Linked DNA regions of Homo sapiens: region 1 is linked to region 2. A link is a contact called in ENCODE Hi-C data. All regions are on one chromosome and are shown on one strand. The core of a region is the stretch at or near the end of the contact, and the rest is flanking DNA. Distances in the headings are between cores, read along the strand shown.

What was found. Hi-C counts contacts between places; a loop is a spot of excess contacts on that map. Pooled maps may share reads with other maps.
Region 1: a map of CD8-positive, alpha-beta T cell shows a loop between it and region 2 (11-fold over the local background). The contact joins the promoter of PHYH here to the promoter of ATP5F1C in region 2. A Hi-C loop is called at or near these places in 2 of 168 maps with a recorded cell type or tissue (CD8-positive, alpha-beta T cell and naive thymus-derived CD4-positive, alpha-beta T cell) and 6 of 50 pooled maps.

What each region holds. Positions count from the first base shown.
Region 1 is chr10:13,297,884-13,303,633 of GRCh38, reverse strand. PHYH (phytanoyl-CoA 2-hydroxylase) reads left to right here and starts at 3,570. Exons shown (of 9, transcript NM_006214.4): 1 at 3,570-3,666; 2 at 5,389-5,447. The coding sequence starts at 3,592. LOC124902377 (a long non-coding RNA gene) reads right to left here and starts at 3,445. Exons shown (of 2, transcript XR_007062056.1): 1 at 3,228-3,445; 2 at 666-1,580. RefSeq lists enhancers at 882-1,031, 1,222-1,511, 1,368-1,868, 3,244-3,383, 3,960-4,580 and a silencer at 3,564-3,983.
Region 2 is chr10:7,785,392-7,791,004 of GRCh38, reverse strand. ATP5F1C (ATP synthase F1 subunit gamma) reads right to left here and starts at 2,828. Exons shown (of 10, transcript NM_001001973.3): 1 at 2,742-2,828. The coding sequence starts at 2,797. KIN (Kin17 DNA and RNA binding protein) reads left to right here and starts at 3,012. Exons shown (of 13, transcript NM_012311.4): 1 at 3,012-3,185. The coding sequence starts at 3,072. RefSeq lists enhancers at 1,744-2,287, 2,740-3,059.

The sequences.
Region 1 (5,750 bases), core at 2,321-4,820, 5.5 Mb before region 2:
TAAAGATGCCTACTTAGGGAATTTTCCAATAATCCAAATAGCTATTTGAAAGAAAACTAGTAACATTCATCAAATTACCTCTTTACCTACGGAGAAATTATTATGTTAATTCTCCGTGGGATCTTAAATGAAAAATGTTAAACCCAGCATCCCTCTAATTTTAAAAAGGCAGATAACAATTGTGAGCATTTAAGAATTTCCTTCATCTGTCGGTAAAAAGCATCAGTTTGGGCCGGGTGCGGTGGTTTACGCCTGTAATCCCAGCACTTTGGGAGGTTGAGGCGGGCGGATCACTTGAGGTCATGAGTTCGAGACCAGCCTGGCCAAAATGGTGAAACTGGCTCTACTAAAAATACAAAAAATTAGCTGAGCTTGATGGCGCGCCTGTAATCCCAGCTACTCAGGAGGCTGAGTCAGGAGAATCTCTTGAACCCGGAAGGCAGAGGTCGCAGTGAGCCGAGATCACGCCCTGCACTCCAGCCTGGGAAACAGAGTCAGACTCCGTCTCAAAAAAAAAAAAAAAAGAAAAGAAAAGCATAAATTTAAATACATCTAAATATCTAAGTACATCCTTGTATAAATGCCTTGGGGGAGAGATGGCAGGAATTTTCACATGGTTGTGAAATTAGGGCATTTTAAAGGAACAGTAAAAACACAGGTGTAAGTAGCTTCATCTCATTCGAATTTCTTTATTGGTCATGAAAACCAATCACCGTCAGCGCGGGTAAAGGTCCTGATCTTTTTTTTTTTTTATTTTTTCACCCAGGCTGGAGTGCAGTGGCACGACCTCGGCTCACTGCAAGCTCCGCCTCCCGGGTTCACGCCATTCTCCTGCCTCAGCCTCCCGAGCAGCTGGGACAACAGGCGACCGCCACCACCCTGCTAACTTTTTTGTATTTTTAGTAGAGACCGGGCTTCACCGTGTTAACCAAGATGGTCTCGATCTCCTGACCTCCTAATCTGCCTGCCTCGGCCTCCCAAAGTGCTGGGATTACAGGCGTGAGCCACCGCGCCCGGCCAAGGTCCGATTTTTTAATAAACAAGGGAAGGGTGATGAACTGAATTCACAGCTTCAGTTTTTTTTCTCCTGGCAGCAGTGCCCACATTTCACCAGGCGAGGGCAGAAAGGAGAGACCGCCTCGCCGGTCCACATCCAGAAAGGGGCGTTCCCAAGGGCAGAAAGAGGCCGACCCTCCACCTGCACCCGCCCCAGGCCCTGCGCTTGCGTTCAAACCGTGACAAACCGTAGAGTCCTTGAGAGCCCCGGGTTACTCCTACATGGTCATATTCCCGCGCGGGATGCCGAAGTGGGGCAGATGAGGTCCGGAGCTGCTGAGGGATCCCGGGTCCTTCTGTTGGTCTGAGACCCTGGGGCGGGCGGAATCCCGGAGAAAGCCGGAGGGACTCCCCAGTGGAAGCCTGGGAGCTGCCGTTCTCCTCCCTGCCTGTGCAAACAGGAAGGGGCTGGTGATGCTGGCTGCGGGCCTCCCTCCTGGACTGCGACATTGTCACCAAATTCTATAAAGACGTCATGCAGGAAGTGATAACGTGTGCTGCGACGTTCTGGAAGTAACTCGAAGCTAAAAAAGAACAAAAAATCAATGAAAAAATGAAACTAAAGAAACAATGAGATGCTATGTCAATATCCGTAGTTATGGAATGGAAAATAAATCTTACAAAGAGATGCTGGAGTTATCTAAGAAATTTACACCATACTGGCCTGTGTGCATCAGACTTTTCTGGAGGTCATTTATTTTATTCACTTTTTTTTTTTTTATGACCAACCGAACTTTCTAATATTTTGGGCTGGAGTCCCACTAAATGAAATACCCCTTTTGAATGGCACATATGACTTTTAGGGATGCATCTTAGCATTTTTATTTTTTTATTTTTATTTTCAAAACTTCATTGATGTTTTGGAGTTTTGTTTGTTTTTTGTTTTTGTGTTTTTTGGACATGGCCTCACTCTGTCGCCCAGGCTGGAGTGCAGAGGCACGATCTGGGCTCACTGCAACTTCAAACTCCCGGGCTCAGGTGATCCTCCTGCAGCAGGACGAGCCGCAGACAAAACTCAGACACCGGATTAAAGAAGGGCTGTATTAGGCCGGGAACTTCGGCAGACTTGCAACCGAGGTCCCTGAAAAAGAAATTCTTGGCCCTTTTAAGGGCTTGTAACTCTAAGGGTCTACGTGAAAGTTTAGTGAGAGATCGAGCAAGCGTGGGGAACATGACTGGGGGCTACAGGCAACAGCTAACAGAACAGAAAGTTTTGCAATGCTTCCTCATACAATGTCTGGAATTTTTATTTATTTAATTTATTGATTTATTTTTTATTTTTTTTGAGACGGAGTCTTGCTCTGTCGCCCAGGCTGGAGTGCGGTGGCGCCATCTCGCTCACTGCAAGGTCCGCCTCCTGGGTTTACACCGTTCTCCTGCCTCAGCCTCCTGAGTAGCTGGGACTACAGGCGCCCGCCACGACGCCCGGCTAATTTTTTTGTAGATCAGGTGTTCTCACTATGTTACCCAGGCTGCTTTCGATCTATAGCGATCCTGAGCTCAAGCGATCCTCCTGCCTCGGCCTCCCAAAGTGTTGGAGTTACGGGCGTGAGCCACCGCACCCGGCTAAAAACCTGTTTGTTTGTTTGTTTGTTTGTTTAGAGACGGAGTCTTGCCCTGTCACCCAGGCTGGAATGCAGTGGCGCCATCTCGCTGACTGCATCCTCCGCCTCCCGGTTGCAAGTGATTCTCTTGCCTCAGCCTCCCCAGTAGCTGGGATTACAGGCGTGCGCCACAACACTCAGCTAATTTTTGTATCTTTAGTAGAGACGGGTTTTCACCAAGTTGGCCAGGCTGGTCTCGAACTCCTGACCCCGTGATCCGCCTGCCTTGGCCTCCCAAAGTGCTGGGATTACAGGCGTGAGCCACCGCGCCCGGCAAACTTTTTGTTTAAATCGGAGATTTTATTCTTTCAGCTGTCAGTGGAAGGAGCAGTCACGTAGGGTTAAACAGATGGAAGCCATGACGTTAGGAGAGTGAGTGAGGTCCCAGCCCAGCCACTTGTCACTGTGTGACCTCGGCCTGGTCACTGGGCCCCCGAGCTTCGGTGCGGCAGGGAGGGTCCTGGTGATGGAACAGAAACAGGGTGCGGGGCAGGGGTAATGACTCACGCCTGTAGTCCCAGCACTTTGGGAGGTCGAGACGGGAGGCGGGGGGAGTTTGAGACCCACCTGGGCAACGTAGCGAGACCCCATCTCTACAAAAAATAAAAATTAGCCCAAGAGTTCAAGGCTGCAGTGAGCTATGATCGCGCACTGCACTCCAGCCTGGGCGACAGAGCAAGATCTTGTTTCTTTTTAAAAAGAAAGAAAATAAAGGACGGAAGGATCATGGTGTGGGGAGGACTTCAGCCCCGGGCGGTTGCCCGGCGCGCGGACTCTAGCGGACTAGGGCTCCCCAGCAGCCCGGCCCGCGAGCTGGCACCGCCCGGAATCCCGCTTACGTCCAGTCCGGGGCGGCGCCTGGAGGCGGAGCCGCCCGCTGGGCTAAATGGGGCAGAGGCCGGGAGGGGTGGGGGTTCCCCGCGCCGCAGCCATGGAGCAGCTTCGCGCCGCCGCCCGTCTGCAGATTGTTCTGGGCCACCTCGGCCGCCCCTCGGCCGGGGCTGTCGTATCCTTTGGGCTGCGCGGGGCTCGGGCTGGATCCGGCGCCGGCGCCGCCGCCTGAGTGGTGGCCCTGGTCCGGGTGGAGGCCTCGGGGTCGCACGCTTCGCAGCCCCAGCGCCTCCTCGCTCAGCGCCGCGTCCCCGCCTGGGTCGCGTCTCTTCCAGGAGCCGGGGAGCGGGGAAGAGGCTGCGTCCCCCGAGGACACGCGCGGCCGCCCTGGGGTCGGGGCAATTGCCGCGTTGCCCTGCCCTCCGGGATCCCTGGGGGCCTCTGCTCCTCTCTTTGTGGAGACGTCGTTTCACCGGCGGCGCGTGACCCCGGCAGCTGTCCAGAGACCCAGAGATGTCCAATCACAGGCGCACGGTGCACAGGCGCGCAGGGCTGCCTGGAACCGGCCCAGGCAGGCAGTGACCGGGACCTCTCCGGAGGGGAGAGGACGGTGCCCTCCCGGGCAGGAGCTGGCCAGGCAGGCGCTGCCCAGGGCGGCCTCCCTGCTGGACTACGGCATTGCCACTGAGTTATATAAAGACACTATTTGGGGAAGGACAGCGGGTGAGGACTGGCGCGGCGGCACACGCCTTGCCTGTTGTCTCGGCTCTTCTGGGGGCCAAGGCCAGGAGTCCAGGGTTACAGTGAGCCGTGATGGCCAGTGCGTTCCAAAAGAGAGAAACAGAGAGAAAGAAAGGATAACATGTTAATTGATGAGAGTGACATTCCGAAAGTAACCGATTAAGCTAAAGAAACAATGCAATTCTATGTCAACTCTCTGCAGTTACCGGATAGAAAGGAGATCTTTAAAAGGAATTTCTAGGGTTTTGCTTTTTTGGTTTTTTTTTTTTTTTGAAACAGGGCCTCACTCTGTCACCCAGGCTGGAGTGCAGTAGTGGTACGATCTCGGCTCACTCCTGGGCTCAAGAGATCCTTCCACCTCAGCCTCCTAAGTAGTTGGGACTACAGGGTTGCGCCACGATGCCAGGCGAATTTATGTTGTTGTTGTTATTGTTGTTATTATTATTATTATTATTATTATTATTATTATTATTATTATTTTTGAGACGGAGTCTTGCTCTGTGGTCAGGCTGGAGTGCAGTGCCGCACTCTGCAATGTCGGCCCACTGCAACCTCCGCCTCCCAGGTTCAAGCCATTCCCCTGCCTCAGCCTCCCAAGTGTAATTTGTATTATTATTATTAGTAGTAGTAGTAGTAGCAGTAGTAGTAGTAGTAGTAGTAGTAGTAGTAGTAGTAGTAGTAGTGGTGGTAGTTTTTTTTCTGAGATGGAGTCTCTCTCTGTTGCCCAGGCTGGAATGCAGTGGCCTGATCTCAGCTCACTGCAATCTCCACCTCCCAGGTTCAAGCAATTCTCCTGTCTTAGCCTCTCCAGTAGCTGGGATTACAAATGAACGCCACCACGCCTGGCTAATTTTTGTATTTTTAGTAGAGATGGGGTTTCACCATATTGGTCAGGCTGGTCTCGAAATCCCGACCTCAGGTGATCCATCCGCCTCGGCCTCCCAAAGTGCTAGGATTACAAACGTGAGCCACCGCCCCCGGCCTAATTTGTATTTTTAGTAGAGATGGGGTTTCACCATGTTGGCCAGGCTGGTCTCGAACTCCTGAGCTCAAGTAATCCTCCTGCCTCAGCCTCCCAAAGTGCTGGAATTACAGGCATGAGCCACCGTGCCTGGCCTTCTATATTTTACTTTATTTGCCTTAATTCACATCCTAGGTAGCTCATCCCACTTCAGGGACTATTTCCTCTGCCAGTTTCCATCCTCAACAATTCCAGTAAGTAGTTTGAGTTTTGATTTTGAAATATATTATGTATATAAAAGTTTCTTGAGTGGTAATGAAGATATACCACATAATATGTTACCTGATTAGAATTTTATTATACAAATCCTCTGTTTCCAGGACTTATTCTAATTAGTGCACTTGTGGAAAATTTTGGAGACCGACTAATTTTCTGTATGTATTTTAAGATTCAGAAAGAAGGAAAAATACCAGAAAATACATAATCCGACATTTATTTATTTATTTTTAATAGAGACGGGCCCTTCCTATGTTGCCCAGGCTGGTGTTGAACTCCTG
Region 2 (5,613 bases), core at 1,579-4,078:
TTCCTCTTTTCGCAAGTCCAAGCAATCTTCTTACATTACATTTGATGTAGAAACTGTACTTAAAAACTCTTCATTTCTCTACTGATATACAGCATTTGGATCCCTATCAGCATTTCCCCCATTGTCCTACATGCTTTGCAAATACTCTAATCCTCACACTAACCCACTGAATTGTGCACTTTTATTGCATATATTTGACAGATGAGGAACTGGTGGGACAGACACTGAGTAACCTGCCCAAGGTCACAGAGCTGCTAAGTGGCAATCAGAATTCAATCCCTGCCGTCTGAATGCAGCCCTTCAGGGCTGGCTACAGAGTCTCTCTCTTCATACAGTACTACACTCTGCTGCCTCACATTTTTTACATTTATTAGTAAATATCTGCCCTCATGGTCTCAGATGACAATTTGTCTTTTCTCTCCTGAAATGCCATCTCCTTATCGGTATCTGTAGTTTATGACTACTGACACGTTATTAAAAAACAGTTCCATTTTAGAGACTACTGAACTCTAAGAAATAGAAATGTTTTTCCCAAATTTGAAGACAGTAAAATCCGGGATTCTTTCTCTCAAATTTTTAATTTCCATTTTCTTATATGCTGCTTTAAAAAAAAGGTTTAATTTTCAAAACGTTAGAGTATTTTGCCGATACCCTAACAACTATTAAAATAACCACTGTGAATTTAAGTAAGCCTAATGTTTTTATGTTAGCATGGTAGCCTCTCTGAAAACAAAAACTAAAATAACAAATTGTACTTTAAAAAACTTCCAGTAATCAAGACAGAAGCATGGAAATATGCCTCTTCATGGTTCGTTAAGACAAAGGTCTTTTCTTCCCCTTCCAAATTAATTCTGTGGAGTGGTTTTAATTTCTGAATTCAAAAGGCAATTATAATTCATGGAAAGAGAAATGGCAGAAGAGGAAGGAAAGACATTAAGCACCAGCAGTGAAGGAATACATGAAAAGAAGAAGACAGAATATGCTTTCATAGTGGAACACTGTTGATTGATGATTTATAAAACCAATATTCCAAAGGGATTAAGGTCAGGATTAGGACCTTTATATGCTGATTGTGGTTCCGATTTAAGCTCCTAACAGTAGTTGTCTTGAACTGAGAGCTCTTATTTAAAACAATCCTTCACTAAAAGAGCTTCAAATTATCTTACAGGTGCTTTAAAAAAAGATATTTCTAAAATTTTTTGTAAAATATTGTCTTTGTTTCAGAAACTATTTCCACTTTTTTAAAGATCAACTTAGAAACTAAGGTTGTAAAAATACTGACAGATAACATTAATGCGTGGCAAGAAGGTAAGGCCAGGAGAGCTGATGTTCGCAGAGCACCACTGCATGCCAGGCACTGTCCCAGGAAACTGACTGAGACCTTATCTATTTGCTCACCATCACATTTGGGCACTTTCCAAGTACCACCGGGTGGAGTGGAAGCACTCAGCTAATGTCTGCTGAGTGGTTAACAAGTGGGACAATCTATACAACTGAGAATTCAACTACAGTGACCTTTTAATTCCCATGAATGTTCTTTTTCCATATTAGAGAAAAAAAAATCTGACTTCCAAGGCCAAGCCACCAAAAATTTTATGTGGCTAATTCACATCAGATATCATTCTGAAAATCTCGTATATTACTATCAGTTATTTGCTTAATGAAAAACCTATTTATTTCAACTAATGCTTTATGGTCCCTTCATATAAATTAGGATACGAAAATCTAGTTTAGCACTGTAGCGCCTTAGAAATCCTCCACACTGTTAAGAGCAGGGAATTGCTACGACACAGCCTAGAATCCCCTTAGCAGCGTGTCTGGAATTCTTCCAGATTCCGTCAAGCTTCAAAACTGAACAGCACCACCCACAAACCAACTTTTACCTGCCCATTCCCGGGCCTTCTAATATGCACTTCCCCCAGCCCAGGTCCCCCTACCCGGAACTAATGTTTAAAATTCTCGAGGCTCGTGGCACCCTTTAGTTGCATGTCAGTTAACAAATGCCACTTAAAAGCCCACCGAACTCCTCCCCCAGGACCTGGGGGCAATTTCATGACCTTGCAGGGTTACGGTTTCAGCAAGTGGTTTCAAGGTAGTGCTAGGTGTCCTTCCCTTCCCCGCCCTCAGACAGATCTGTACGGTCCCTTCTGCACCAAAACCACCCTCAGAGGCATCTAGGATGTTCGCCTTTGCTGTTGCAGCACCCAGCAAAGCGTCTGCAACACGGGAGGTGCTCGACGGCCGCGCTCTCTGACTCGATCGAATCTTAAAGGGTCACTCTGTCCAGCACTACAGGGTTTCAAAGGGCGTCAAGGACAAAAAGCACGACTTAACCTTCCCCTGGGCTATTGCTCAGGCTCCCGTCACCTTGCAGGCCCTGAGACTGGGGGCCTGGCTTGCAGTGGAAGTGGAAGCTCAGGAAGTGCTGATTAGCTGAGGGAACTCAAGACCGCCCAGACGTCAATTTGGACTCAGGCCGCAGTCCCGAGGTCCCAGGTGGCCCTCCGACCTCAGGGAACCGGGCGGGACCTTGCTCCGCCGGAGCCCGGCCCTGCGCACACCTTGCCCGACCTCAGAGCCGCTTCCTGCAGCCCCCGCTACCCGGCGCCTCCGACGGGCCAGGGGCCCAGCTAGGCCCTGCGACCCCACATCTGCCCCCGCGCCCATCTCCTCCTCCCTGCCCCGTGCCCAAGCTCTTCCATCCCTTGCGGTCCTGCCGATCTTCCCGCAAGCTGCCATACCATTGCGGCTGCAAGGTCCAGGCCGACAGCCCAGCGACACCCGCGCGAGAGAACATGGTAGCCACAGCCCTGCTGAAGGTCGGTCAGGCAGGCCTCAGCGCGCATGCGCCGAAGCTCCCCAGCGCGCCCCTCCCACCTTGCTCTCTTCTTCAGTCTCGTTTCTTCGCGCTACGGCGAGGGGAGTCTCGCGACCGTTGCAACCCAGTCTTCCCAGGCCCCACCTCCTTCCGCCTCTCAGCTGGGATTTGTCCCGCCCACCGCCGCCAGCCCGGTTCCGTTTCCGGCTGGCTGAGTACTGGGGTCCAGAAAGTGATCGCTGCCGTGGTCGCCATGGGGAAGTCGGATTTTCTTACTCCCAAGGCTATCGCCAACAGGATCAAGTCCAAGGGGCTGCAGAAGCTACGCTGGTATTGCCAGATGTGCCAGAAGCAGTGCCGGGACGAGGTGAGTGGGCCCGGAGTGGCCCCGTCTTCCCAGGAGGGCCCCTGGCAATCCAGGATCAGGTCCTGGACGCGGGGCTGAGGGCGCGGGGCTGGGGCTCCCGGGGTCCGGGTCGTGAGGCTTCTGAGGTCTGCAGTGGGCGAGTCAACTACTCAGCGCACGAGAGCCGTCCCTCCCCGCAGCCCCCGGGCCCAGCGGGCAGCCTGTGTTCTGCGACCCCTCATTCCTCCCCAGTCCGATCCCCACCACCAAAGAAATGAAATCAGAAAAGGTTTTGCACCCCTCACAGGGGCGGGGATACTGCAATACTAGACGCCCGGGCAATGCCAGTAACAGTCATCAGCTCTTACTTGACTTGACTCTTAAGAGAAACAGGGTGGTTAGGATTCACTCCTCTTTTGGGATCAGGTGAAAAAGGAGAGCTAAGCTCTTCCACACTACTCATCTAGCAAGCATTTATTGAGCACCTACACTGTACCGGGCACAGAATAATATTGTGGTTAAAATTATGGATTTATCTGGTTTATGGATATATCAGACTGTCAAAATTTAAAGTCAAGCAGGGCCACTTACCAACCGTGTGGTCTTGGGCAAGTTATTTACTTATATTCCCCTTTACTTATCTGTAAAGAGGGAATAATAATTTCACCTACTTGTAGGATTGTCGCTGAGTTTTAAATGAGTGAAGTATATATAGAGTGGCTCAAGGAGTCTGGGCAGATCTCGAAAAGCCTTATATGGCTACACTATGGAATTTACACTTTTCCCCATTAAAGAGGTGGTTGATTGAATGCTGTGCAGGCTAGTGATGTGATCATATTTTTCTCCGGAGATTGGACTGGATTGGGTAAGGGTGGAAGAACACTGAGGCAATTGGAATAATCTAATCCAGTGTTTCTGCAAGTGAAGGAAGAGGTATTTTAGGTAGGACTCATACTAATATTGATACAGTTACTCTCTTTAGTTCTATTAAGGAATACCTGTATATGCATTATCTAATGTCTTAGTCTGCTTGGACTGCCATATAAAGTGCAGTAGACTGGGTGGTTTAAATGACAGAAATTTATTTCTCACAGTTCTGGAGGCTGGGAAGTTCAAGATCAAGGTGCTGGCATGGTCAGATTCTAGTGAGGGTCCTCTTCTTGGTTTGCGAAACTGCCTCTATCCTCACAAAGCAGATAGAGCAAGCTCTAATAGAAACTTCTCTTCCTCTTTTTTTTTTTGAGATACGGTCCCACCCTGTTCATCATGCAGGCTCTACCCTTGTGACCTCATCTAAATCCAGTCATCTCCAAAGGCCCACCTTTTAATTCCATTCCCTTGGGGGTTAGGGTTCAATATATGAACTTTGAGGGGACGCAGACATGCAGTCTGTAACACCCAGACTTAACACTTTAAGTAATTTTGCCGTATTTACTTTTTAAAAAATATTTTAAGGTAAATACCAATATCAGGATATTTCACCTTTAAATACTTAAATAGGCATCTCTAAAATTTCAGGATACTTTTCTATATAACCATAGTATATGTCATCAACATAACACAATTAATAGAAGTTCCTCTTTATCATCTAATACACATTCACACTTCCTCAGTTGTCCTCCAACTGCTCCTTGAAATCAAGATTCGATCAAAAGCAATAGACTGTTATAGGTTTGGTTATTAGGACCTCCGCTCCCCTCTCCAGTCTCCCTCATCATCAACATCCTGCAACGAGGTGTTATATTTGTTACCATGGATGAAACTACATTGACACATCAGTATCATCCAGAATCCATAGTTTACATTAGGGTTCACTCTTGGTGTTGTACATCCTATGGGTTTTGACAAATGCATAATGATACGTATTCACCATTATAAAATCTCACAAAATAGTTTAACTGCCCAAAAAGTCCTCTGTGCTCTGAGTTATTAGGACTTTTAGTTTTCTCCAAATTTAATTTTCTCTATATTCTGAATTTAGAATATAACCCATTTTCCCTCCACCCCTTTTTCTTTTTTTTTTTTTTCTAGACAGAGTCTCACCTGTCTCACAGGCTGGAGTGCAGTGATGCGATCTCAGCTCACTGCAACCTTTGCCTCCCGGGTTCAAGTGATTCTCATGCCTCAGCCTCCCAAGTAGCTGTCCCAGCTACTTTACAGGCTGGGATTACAGGTGCCTGGCACCACACCTGGCTAATGTTTGTATTTTTGGTAGAGGCGAAGTTTTGCCACGTTGGCCAGGCTGGTCTCAAACTCCCGACCTCAGGTAATTCACCTGCCTCGGCCTCCCAAGGTGCTGGGATTACAGGTGTGAACCACTGCGCCCAGCCGTCTTTTTCTTGACATTGACTTGTTGAAGAGAGGAGGCCAGGCTGTTGTCCTGTAGCATCCCATATATGTTGACTTGTTTCCTCTGGTTGTCTTTTGCCTTCTAACTCGTAGTTTCTGT